2 separate regions of the Homo sapiens genome follow, and region 2 is linked to region 1. Evidence: chromatin contacts called from ENCODE Hi-C or POLR2A ChIA-PET data. All regions are on one chromosome and are shown on one strand. Each heading gives the region's core, a stretch centred on a gene start or an enhancer-like site at or near the end of the contact. The rest is flanking DNA. Distances are from core to core; before and after follow the strand shown. Region 1 holds the start of DDC-AS1 (DDC antisense RNA 1). Region 2 overlaps GRB10 (growth factor receptor bound protein 10).

Region 1 (6,186 bases), core at 544-3,043:
TCTGACATGTTTCTGATAATATGAAATTTGCCTATAATCCCAGCACTTTGGGAGGCAGAGGAGGGTCGATCACTTGAGCCCCGGAGTTCGAGACCAGCCTGGGCAACATACCGAAACCCTGTATCTATAAAAATACAAAAATTAGCCAGGCATGGTGGCGTGCCTGGTAGTCCCAGCTACTCGAGAGGCTGAGGTGGGAGGATGACTTGAGCCTGGGAGGCGGAGGTTGCAGTGAGCCGCAATTACAACACTGCACTCCAGCCTGGGCGACAGAGTGAGACCCAGTCTCAAAAAAATAAATAAATAAAAAGAAGGGGAAATGTGGCCCCCAGACATGTGGGTGCACAGAGGGAAGACCATGTGAGGACACAGGGAGAAGGTGGCCATCTGCAAGCCCAGGAGAGAGGCCCCAGGAGAACCAACCCTGTGGACACTTTGATTTTGGACTTGCAGCCTTCGGGACTGTGAGAAAAGAAATTCTTCTTCGATCCACCCAGTCAGTGGTATTTTGTTAGGGAACCCCTGGCAAACTAATGGATTCAGGGCCTGCTATGTTATCCCATTTAAGTTGTAAAAATAATCCCATTTTTGTGTTTTATCATCTTCAGGTGGGGAAACAGATGTGCAGAGAGGTTCACTAACTTGCCCCAAATCAGCAGCTAGGTAGGGCACGGTTAGGAGTGAGCCCACGCCTGCGCTTTTTAGGGTGCCATGGGCCTAGAAAGGTAGGGGCAGCGAGCACCTTCCCTCTTAAGTAAGTCGTAGAAGAAACCCATCTACCGACCAGTATGAAAGGACATTAGAAAGGGCAAATAAAAGAAGGTAGGTTCTTGTTGACTCTGAAAAAGTTTATAACATGATAGGTTTTTACAGAGAAATATATAATAAAATAATTAAGTAGAAATGCTAACCTCTCTTCTTAACATTTGATGCTCTCTTCATTGACCCTGATTTCTCATTTTGACTTTGCCTTGACACTACTTTTACTTATTCTTTTGAGCCAACCCACATCCTTTGGTGGGACAGTAATATTGAAAGATAAATACATTTATTCATGTTTCTGTAGCACTAATGGATGGGTTCAAATATACAGATATATGCGTCTCTTAATTCAGCATCTAAAATGGGTACTTTATTTCCTTCAGGCTATATTTTCATGAGCAATGATTTTAGACATTGTTTTAGGCCAGGTTTACAAACCTTGGCCAGAGGAGAGAGAAGGGGAGAAACCAATTTTGGCTGGCAAAGCTAAATCAGCCATCCCAGGAAACCCAGGCTCCCTGAGAGCAGGCATTGTACCTTACTTACACTTCTCCTATGTACCCCATCATTCCTGTCCCTGATTTCCTCCTGTCCCCCTATCTGCCCCCACACACATTTTGTTTGTCATGTCCCACCCATTCTCATTGGAAATGTAACATGAAAAGCCTGGTGGAAGGCACAATTCCCTGTTCTGATGCTTGACAAGCAGGCGTGACTGCAGCTTCCCCGGCTAAATTCTACCCTCTGCTTGAAGCGTTGGAACGCAGGTGTTCATTCTCTGAACATTCTAATGAAATGAGTCACCATGAATCACCTGAATCACCATGACAACTCATTATGGCTTTTCTCTGGGGGGGGATGGGGGAGCTTAGTTCATGTCCTAAGAGAAAATTCACCTTCTTAAGTCAACAAAATGATGTTTTAAAAGCCTGAAGGAGCAAATCGTCAGTAGCACATCTAGAACCACACCACCCCGATGCCACCAGGGTGGCCTGGTGGCCTCAAGCATGATGTCAGGTGGAGCTCTCTGCACTTTGCTGGCAGCAGATCTTCGCGGAGAGAAGCACGGGGAGGGTGACATGTGGTACAGAGCAGGAACGATGGCTCTGTGCGATAGCAGCAGACAAAGGTTGCCATGGCAAGCCTGCTCAGGAGGTAGGAGGGGATGCTGGTAAGGTCTGACGCTTCTGGCTGCTGATGCCGTGAGCAGAAATGTCCTTTCATCTTCAGTTTTTTTCGAAGCAAAAAATTGTCTTTTCTTCCACAAGAACTTTAAAACCCAATTAAGAGACCATTTTCCCAGACCACATTTGTCCAGCCTCACAACAACAGTTTGCCATTTGACTCAGACACGCATCACTGCGCTGACGCCCACAGCTGTGATTACAGCTCTGAGGGGATCAATAATGCAGGCTGGCTCACAGGCTGTCACCAGGCTCCTGTGCTCTTTGGGGCCTCACCAATTACAGACAATCAGCCTTGTCTGCTGAGAAGGGTGAGCTTCCGGTGGCAAACACAGATCCCATTTCTTCCTTTCATCCAGAAAAAAACTGAGTGGATTGGGCTCACAGGAAGATTGTGTTAAAGCGGGGGCTGAGAGATGCCAGGAATATTCCTACCCAAATGCTAAAGACTTGTATGGTCTCTCAAAAATGAGGTTGTCTTTAATGAAACGAAAATGCAGCCCATAGTAGCATGCACATCTCTGGACACCAACCCAAGCCTATGGTCAGGGATGAGCTGGTGTAACAGTCATAACTCTGGTTGTCTTTCCTACTAGCCTTGGCTTTAATTCACTTTTGCTGCTATGCATGTTCTACTAACTTTCTGGGACTCAATATCCTCATCCATGAAAAAGATTGTCCATAATCCAATCAATCTTCATAAATACTTTGAGGATGAAGACAATAACACAAAGCACAAGACATAGGCTAAAACATAGCCAAGCTCATAATTGCTATTCAATGAAAAGTAGCTCTTATTATAATAGACACAGCTTATATTATGAGGGATTGATAAGATTTTTTTGAGGAGTATATAATTAGAGGAATCATCTGCTGAAAAAATTGAATATGAAATTGTTTTTGTTATAAGATGCAATGACCTAGAAATGCTTCAATTTTTGTTTTGTTCCATTTGGATTTAGTGGGGAGCATGAATGTTAAACATGAATACAGCCAGGAGAGTCCTAGGAGGAAGGTGATCATCTTGGAAGATTGTTGCACTTCATCCTAAAGGGTGTCCTCCAAAATTTTTTTTATAAGAATGGAAAATTTGATGCAACACAAATATCTTAGGTATTATTTATATATTTATATAGATTGTGATGCATCATAGAAAATCATGGAGTAATACTTTTTTCAAACAATATTTAAATAGTGGGAAATGCTCACAATAAAATGATAAGGAAAGCACCATGCAGAAAATCCATATGCGTAGTATCATTTCAATTTTGTCTGTATACATATATTCACATGTAGATACTGAAATAACACAGGGAATATGACAAGAAAGCTCCTGTGTCTTTTCATTTTTACCATGAATGTCCAGTATCTAGGTGGAAAGGGGACTTTTTTTTTTTTTTTTGAGACAGGGTCTCACTCTGTCACCCCGACTGGAGTGCAGTGGCATGATCTCAGCTCACCTCAACATCCACCTCCTGGGTTCAAATGATTCTCCTGCCTCAACCTCCTGAGTAGCTGGGATTACAGGCACATGCCACCATGTCCAGCTAAGTTTTGTATTTTTAGTAGAGATGGGATTTCACCATGTTGGCCAGGCTGGTCTTAAACTCCTACCTCAAATGATCCACCCGCCTTGGCCTCCCAAAGTGTTGGGATTACAGGCGTGAGCCACCACACCAGGTCCATAATCACATAATCATGTGGAGAAAACCATGAAAAGCTTCCTAAAATATAGAAGATAACAAAAAAGGGAAATATCGAAAGGAAGAGAGAAATCATGGAAGAGGTACCCAATCTGTGGAAAATTGAAGTCCCTGAAAAAGAGTGACGTGGCCCACAATAACTAACATACAGTAGAAGAAAAATCTCCACACTGCACAGAGCTGAGTCTTGAATCAGCAGGGCTCACCAAATGCTAGGGAGGGTCAAAATGAGGGGAACAGTCTGGGTGCAGTGGCTCACTGCTGGATCTGTCCTGCAGACCCTGGCCGATGGAGGAAATGAGTGCTCAGACACAGGTATGCAGTGTAAGAGCAGCTAAGTGACTGCCTGGCTCTAGTGGCCAGAGAGCAGCCCTGAGAAGCTGGAGCAGCTTGCTTTTATTGAGTGCAAGCACAATGCTGAAAACCTGGAGCAAACACAACCTGTAGATAATTAACATTTATTGTTCCCCTTTCAGGGAATGTCACGTGCAAGGATGTTCCGAGGTCAGTTCCTGGACAACTTCTAACAAACAAGCTTGACCAAGATAAATTCCCCTACACTCCCTTGTACCTACTCCTTATCCTCTGCCTCAGGGTTATAGAACAGCTGCCTTCAGCTATTCTGCCATGGAGCTTTGCAGAGCCTTCTGACCTTTCAGAAGGCCTGCTCCTTTTCCCTATAGTTTCTCCCACCACTCTGACCGATCTCCTACAGCTCACACCTGTAATCCTAGCACTTTGGGAGGCCGAGGTGGGTGGATCACCTGAGGTCAGGAGTTTGAGACCAGCCTGGGCAAAATGGCAAAACCCTGTCTCTACTACAAATACAAAAATTATCCAGGCATGGTGATGGGTGCCTTGTAATCCCAGCTTCTTGGGAAGCTGAGGCAGGAGAATGGCTTGAACCGGGAGGCAGTGGTTGCAGTGAGCTGAGATCGTGCCACTGCACTCCAGCCTGGGCGACAAGAATGAGACTTCGTCTAAAAACAAGACAAAATAAAAAAAAAAAATGAGAGGAACAAATGGAAAAGAAATGGAAAAGTAGACCTTGTCCCGTGTATAAAACTAAAAGAAAAAGTAAGTCGGCCACCAACATCGAGGCCTCTTGTAAAGGGTTAGACCATGCATGCCCTTGCCTGGAATCAAAACCACGCCCTCTGCAGGCACGCAGCTGTCCCACTGGGTCGCTGAGTGCTGCTGCCCTCTGTCCCCTGGAGAATCAGGACTGATGTTCCAGAGGCCAGAAAGCCATCTGGCCCTCACCAAGGCAAAGTGCAGCTGACAGAGCACTGGCTGCGGACAGTGTGCAGTAGCTCCCTCCCCTCGCTGGAAGGGCACCTGTGACAGCCTATCCTTGCTGTGATCTTGGCCAAGGAGGCTTCTCCAGCTGCATACTCACTGACCAGAAGAAAATTGTGCTGGGACTGAAGCATGATTCATTTGCTGAATCATTGCTGAGTCATTGTTGCTGCTACGTAGAATGGTATGGTTCACAGCAACGTATTGAAGCTTTGCTTACAACATAGCTGACGTTTTCTTTTCTTTCTTTTTTTTTTTTCTTGATGGAGTTTCCCTCTCGTCAACCAGGCTGGAGTGCAATGGCAAGGTCTTGGCTCACGGCAACCTCTGCCTCCCAGGTTCAAGCAATTCTCCTCCCAAGTAGCTGGGATTATAGGTGCCCGCCACCACACCTGGATAATTTTTGTATTTTTAGTAGAGACAGGGTTTCACCATGTTGGCCAGGCTGGTCTCAGACTCCTGACCTCAGGTGATCTGCCTGCCTTGGCCTCACAAAGTGCTGGGATTACAGGCGTGAGCCACTATGCCTGACATTTCATTTTCCTCAGCTCCCCATTTAATATCACTTATGTCTGATGGAAAAAGAGATAACCAAAGAATGCGAAGGAGGAGCACGTGGAGGGATGACTCTGAGCCTGGCCACAGGGCCTGTGGGTCATGGAGAAGGCAGTCATCAGTCCCGGCATGTGGCCTATTCAGGAATCTGGGTGTCATCCGGATGAATTAGCGTTCACATTTTTTGGCCCAGAGTCTAGGAATAGGCATTACAAGCAAGTTCCCTCCATGACTCTGAAGCACACTGGATGTGGTAGGCACATTAATGCACCCTCATTCCCAGAGATTTCAGGTCTTGGTCCCCAGAATCTGTGACTGTTTCCCTTCCAGGGAAAAGGTGACTTTGCTGATGTGATTAAGTTAAGAAACTTGACTTGAGAGATTATCTCAGATTGCCTGGATGGACCCAATCCAATCATATGTGTCCTTAAAAGTGGAGACCCACTTTCCGATCTTATATGTGGTCACAAGGAGATGCGACCAGGAAAGTGTGAAAGGAAAATAAATCTTGGGACCCCCAAATCACTAAGCCAAAGGGAAAAGTCAAGCTGGGAACTGCTTAGGCCAAACCTGCCTCCCATTCTATTCCTAAAAGAGATAGCTACTAAGATAAAAAGCTACATGCCTCCCTCATAAGGAATTTCCTTTTGGATGAAGGACAGACAGAACTCAAAGTCACCCCT
Region 2 (6,186 bases), core at 1,496-3,995, 79 kb after region 1:
AATATTTGATGAGATAATGCCAAAAACTTTCCAAAGTTGACAAAAAGACGTCAAGCTACAGATTCAGGGTGTAGGATAAGTAAGCCCGCTCCGAGCATATATCATGGAAAAATTGCTGAGAAACAGACACAAAGAAAATGTCAAAAACAACCAGAGGAAAACGTGCATTATTTTCACAGAAGCAATGGGAAGACAGACAACTAATGTTTTTACATAAATTATAAGATTCAGAAGACAATGCAGTGGGAAGATGCAGAAGAGAATAACCGCTAACCTTGCATCCTATAACCAGTGAAACGTTCCTTCAAGAATGAAAGTGAAACAAAAAGTGAGAAAATTTCTCAGGCCCACATGAAAAGAACCGCTAAGCTGAGGTCTTCTAGTCCCAGAGAGAAGAATGCAAATTTAGGAAATATTAAAGTGCAAAGATGTAGGTGATTAAAGAGTATATAAAACAATAACATTATGTCTTAAGAGGTTTTATATATATGACAAGAATCCTTCAAAAGGGACAATGGAGCAAATGGAGTGAAAGGTCCTCATGCCTGCCTGAAAGCAGTCAGTAAATGTACTACATTATAAAAGATTTTAATAAGTTCAAGGGGCATGTTAGGCCGGGCGCGGTGGTTCACGCCTGTAATCCCAGTACTTTGGGAGGCCAAGGCAGGCAGATTGCTTGAGTCCAGGAGTTTGTGACCAGCCTAGGCAACATGGCAAAACCCTGTCTCTATAAAAAATACAAAAATTAGCTGGGCATGGAAGTGCATGCCTGTAGTCCCAGCTACTCAGGAGGCTGAGGTGGGAAGATGGTTTGAGCCCGGGAGGTTGAGGCTACAGTGAGATGAGCTCATGCCACCGTACTCCAGCCTGGGAGGCAGGGTGAGACCCTGACTCAAAAAAAAAAAAAAAAAAAGATGTGATATCTAGGGTAACCAGGAGAAAATAGTAAATGTACATGTACGTATTGGGTTAACAGAGGGAAAAACATAAATATACTTAATAAATCTAAAAAATTAAGAGAAAAGGAATACAAGAGAGGTGGGACAACCTGGAAAAAACTGCAAATGGCAGGTTCAAATACAAATATGATTATCACACTAAATAATACAATTAAATCACAGTAAATATTTTGGTTAAAAGATAAAGATTATCAAAGTAAAATAGTTACATTGTGATTATAAGAGATATTCCTTAAACATAAGGACCCAGAAAAGTAGAAAAAAGATGGTCCAAGAAAAACTGTGTAATGAAGCAAAGCTGAGGTAAAAATCATTAAATAAATTAATATGTGCCAGATTAGACTCTGGGGCAAGGAGCATTGCTAATAAAGCATATTTTATAATGTCTTAGAATTGACATACCAGGAAGATACAAATATTCTCAATTTTGGGTACCTAATAACATACACATTTTATTTTATTCACATGTTTGCATGTATATATTTACATATATGGGTGTGTGTAGACAGAAAAGATTAAATGGTAATAAATAATTGTTGCAAAGGTTTAATGCTGCGTTCATTGCCTTTTCAATGTCAGGTCATGTAAAACCAAAGCAATCAGTACTAGGGACTCTTGTGTGGATGAGGCAAGACCTCCCTCTTGGGGATGAGTTTCTACAGTAGATTAAGAGACTTCTAGAAGACAGAGGGAGGAGGAAAGATGGCAATAAATAATTGTTGCAAAGTTTTAATACTATTCACACAGCTCCTACAGCTTCCAAGAAATTACCTAACAAACAATGTAACAGGAAGAAATGAGACAAAAGATTATCTGCTGGCGCTACTAAGAGCATCTTTCTGAAAAGCTAAGTAAAGCCATGCCAGCTTTCTCCTATGTAGACCCAAGTTATAAGATTTATTCATTTTTTTCAAGAAAGTGTATCTGTGTAGGTAAAGATGTAAGAAGGTCCTAGGTTAATTCAAAATAACAACCCAGCTCTGCCTTTCCATGGTTGATATGAAGATGCTGTTTGTAGTAGATGGTAAAAGGGCCCTGTCAACTTCAGCCCTCAGACCCTCTTATCCTCTAAAAGGGGATCCGGTGTCCTGTGTCCTCCTCTGGAGGAAGGCAGAGCACACACACGGGATGCCTTGTTTTAGAATGAATGTCAACATGGAGACCCTGGAGTCATAAAGAGTTACCTCCCCACTGTCCCTAACTCTATCCCGGTTATCATTTCTGTATAGTGGGCAATGAATCAGTGCCGACAACACTCAAATGGCGTTTCGATTGCATTACAATCCTATGGCTATTTGGGGCAGAAACACATCACTTGCACTCCACTTGAGACCGGCCCCGAGGCCATCACTGCCACCTTCCTGTCAGGTCTGGCTCCCCAGCCTCCTATAAGAATAGTACCTAAGACGTATCCTTAATGACTCTAGAATCCGTGTATCACTGGATGCAAAGTGCTTCCCTGCAAAGTGGCTGGGACAAGAGGAATGCATTCAGAACTCACGGCAGCTTCCAGGTGGCTCTAGGGAGGGCAGCAAAGCATGGTAGTGAGGAAAGGGGTTCTGGGGCCAGAATGTCAGGGCTCTGACCCTGCTCTGCCACATCGTGGCAGCTACAGCTTGGGCCTCAGTTTTGTCATCCACAAAATGAGGATGATAATATGCATGTCACTGAGCTGTCACAAACAGTAAAGTGATAAAGAATGCCTGGCCCATAGCAAATGCTCAAAAAAATCTTAATATTATGTAACACATCATTGTTAACACTGACAACAATAAAGTCAGTTCGTTTTGCATTAGTCACTCTGCCCACATCCTTTCCTGTGGCTCGTTATGTTAGCGCAACAAAGGAGAGACACCCAAGAAACAGTGGTTAAGAACCTGATACTTGGATTTATTATATATTACCCAAAGTAATAGAATTCATAGCTTCTTGGAGTATACTACCACTTTCCTTTTTCATTTCCTTTTTTTTTTGCCTTTTCCAAAACAGATGATTCATTTGCAGATTAAAATTTCAACCATATACAGACAGCTTCAAAAGATCACCCCTGGCCGCTGCCCCTATCTGCACAGCTGCCTCTCCCATCTCCTCTCCCTACTAAGCAACCTCTTTCTTCTCTCCTGCAGCTCACACAATGTTCATGAGCATACCATCAAATACAAATATTCCAATTTTTCCTGTTCCCTTCACACAAATGTAGCCTTCTCTCTATATACTGTTCTGTACTTTGCTTTTTAATTGTTAGTAATTTTTCCGCAACAGGACACAAAGAGCAATCTCATTCTTTCTGGAGGTCCATGCAGAATACTGCCCTCAATGGATGTCACCTATGTGACCAGTTCCCACTGATGACCCTTACACTGAAAACCGGCTTACACAGGAGTGGTCTATGATCTATGATGTATTAACATGGACATTTCCTCTTCCATTATGAATTTGTAAAGTTTTGATTTCCATAATTCTTTTTTTAATCAGTGAAAACATAAAATAAGGTTCTGGGAGAGAGATACAGGAAGCCAATCTGTGGAACTTTTGGTTTGGGCCCCAGCATCCTATAAAAATGGCACTAGGATGTATCCTTAATGTCTCTGGAATCTGTGGATTACTGGGTGCAAAATGCTACCTGCCAAGTGGATGGGACAACAGGACTACATTCAGAATTGGATCTGCAGCACCTCCAGGAAAGTTTTGAGCTATGCTTCCTTCAGTTCCTCCATCTCCTTAATTGACTTCACCTTGAGTCTCTGGACCAGCTCAAAGGCCACTACAGTTCAACGAAGGCTGGGAGTTTTTGTAAAGAAATCCCTAGACCATTGTATCCATTGGCTCCAGTTGACTAAACGAACATCTCCTATGGAGACCCCTGGACTTTAGCCAAGCTCACCTGGGCCAGCTAACTTACAACTCACAAGGACTCTGTAGACTTAATTCCAGACATGTGGGATATGGTATATGTGCACAGAAACACTGTGGGAAATCCAAAGTGACTACAGTAAACAGCCCTATGAAATCACTCTGGCAACTGGCATGAAATTGCTGTCAAGGGCATTACTCTATATGCAGTACCACGTGATAAATTTCCTTTAGAACTTACAGTCAGGAGGTACTGTCTCTGCTGAGGAGCTTCAGTCAACTGTATAATTCATCATGTTTACTTCATGGCCCTGGCTTTTTGGGAACCTGAGAGTTGGTTCAGTCGTGAAAATAATTAACACCTCATGTACTATTTCCTTTCTCCCTGGTCCTGATTTTTCGAATCCTATTCTTCTAATCTAGTGGTCTCAACCAGGGGCAATTCCCCATCCTCTGGCTTCAGGGCACATTTGGCAACATTTAGAGACATTTTTGGTTGTCTCAACTGGCCGGGCGTGCGACTGGCATCTAGCAGGCAGAGACCAGGTATGCCACACATCTAAGTGGCCTGCAATGCTTGGATGTCCCCCAGACCCCCGACAAAGAATTATTCTACCCAAAATGTCAGTAGTACTGAGTCCGGAAAACCTAGCTCTACCCTGTTTAATATTAGGCCCTCTGTTAAAAGCTCCTGAGATCTTGTTTAGAAAGATGCTTAACTACATTTGATAAATAAAATATTGTGACAGAACAGCGGAAAAGTTACGAGCATTTTCCTGCCAGAATAGACATCAAGTCCAGAGGCCAATTTTCCACGAAGAGATGTGCACTCAACACAAACCGCAAGATGTCACATACCTTGAGGAGTCTGAACGCTGTCATCCAGCACGTCCTGGTTTGCTCGTCCTCTGCACAGAGCAACCTCAGCTCTTTAGTTTCATTCCTGACTTTGTTTGGCTACAGGAGGTAAAAGAAAGTCCTGTTAGTGTTACACAGGGAGTCAGAAACAGCTTCTGTCAAGGCAGGGCTGCATCTGACACAAACCAGAGACAACCAGCTGGAGATCCCCCTAGCAAGGAGCACAGCAGATACACACACACCTGTGTGTTAAGCGTTCATTCATCCACCTTCCTGACAAGACTTTATTAAGTGCCTACCATGGACTGGCCCCAGGTTGTGTACCACTTAGCTGAATAATAAGCCATCCTTTGGGAACTTCAGAGGAGACAGAAAAACAAACTAGCACAGGACAACGTAATGTGGTAAGCACAATAGGACAAAGAGGAAGAGGCATCTAACTCTGTCGACGGACTGGATTCTATGGGAGGAGAACCTGCCTTCTGACTTACAGGAGGAGAGATCTTAAAGTTGCCCCCAGGCCACTGAGAGGAGGGGCTGCTGCAGGGCTTAGCCAAGAGGGGCAACCCCTGAGGAGCTCAGGGATTCTGATGTCTGAGCAGCCCCAAGATCAGACCCCAAGTAGAAGGTCCAGAGAGGGAGACTGATGTTGGCTCTGGAGAATGAGACAGAAGGGGAAGTAGGCACCATGGGGAGAAGACAGGTGCCCCTCCAGAGGCAGGGCCCTTTGGTGAGGGAGGAGAATTGTTGCAGGCATAAACTGACCTGCATCTCCAGAAGAACCCCCGACCTCAGACTCAAGAAACAATGCTGGACACACCCCAGCTCTCCCTCCCAAGAATCTGGAGGGGTTGAGGGACAGGTGTGACTACCCTGCGCTCGGCTGGTGCTATGAGAGAAGCAGAGACTGCGTTTGCAGAGACAGGCAAGCATGGCTGGTGTGGGCTGGTGGGAAGGGAGAGTGCCAGCTGCTGCTCATACCTCCAGCCCCGCCTGAGGCTGCCTTGGGCCTCTAGCTGGTGTGAATTAGACGCCTATTACTTATAACCGAAAGAGTATTCCCTGAGCAAGGTATGAGGTGATATTTTGGAAAGAAATTTTCCCCTAAGGAGGGGCTCCCCGTATTGTGTGTTCTCGGGATGTGGCTTGGGCTATGGCTCATAAGTCAGCCTACAGGGCAAACTCCAAGCACAACTATTCACTGGCTACTGGATGTGGGCAATGTGGCCAACTTCCTATCCCACAAGGGGCTGTGAAGATTAAGATAATGGATGTAAAACTGTCAGTGGAACATATCATGCACAGTAAGCATTCAGTAAATATCATCTACCATTATGATTATTAATACCACCACAACCTCATCAGGGGAAAAGGAGTGGGCTCTGCCTATAGGTGTGTGCACATGTGTATGTGTGTCTATGTACATGTGTGTATAATGTATGTGTATGCACAAAGGTGTATGTCTATACCTGTGTGTATGCACAAAGGTGTATGTCTATACATGTATGTATGCACG

What was found. A loop is a pair of places that touch in the nucleus more often than their neighbours do. ChIA-PET counts read pairs that join two places held with the same protein, here RNA polymerase II (POLR2A). Pooled maps may share reads with other maps.
Region 2: a loop to region 1 is called in a map of PC-9, with 4 times the contacts of the local background. The contact joins the enhancer-like site here to the promoter of DDC-AS1 in region 1. A Hi-C loop is called at or near these places in 1 of 168 maps with a recorded cell type or tissue (PC-9) and 5 of 50 pooled maps. POLR2A ChIA-PET finds 5 or more read pairs at or near these places in 3 of 52 experiments (HepG2, PC-9 and activated CD8-positive, alpha-beta memory T cell).

Annotation. Positions count from the first base shown.
Region 1 is chr7:50,529,966-50,536,151 of GRCh38, forward strand. It overlaps DDC-AS1 (DDC antisense RNA 1), which reads left to right and starts at 1,794. Exons shown (of 5, transcript NR_033845.1): 1 at 1,794-1,917. The region is part of intron 4 of DDC (dopa decarboxylase); the gene reads right to left. RefSeq lists enhancers at 697-866, 715-884, 1,244-2,443, 4,807-6,006.
Region 2 is chr7:50,608,071-50,614,256 of GRCh38, forward strand. GRB10 (growth factor receptor bound protein 10) reads right to left here. Exons shown (of 19, transcript NM_001350814.2): 13 at 4,671-4,769. Among named protein-coding and RNA genes, the nearest start is that of DDC, 46 kb to the left of the region's middle. Within about 2 kb of position 2,746, at least 3 of the 41 ENCODE cell types and tissues checked have a DNase peak (open chromatin) inside an H3K27ac peak, as active enhancers do.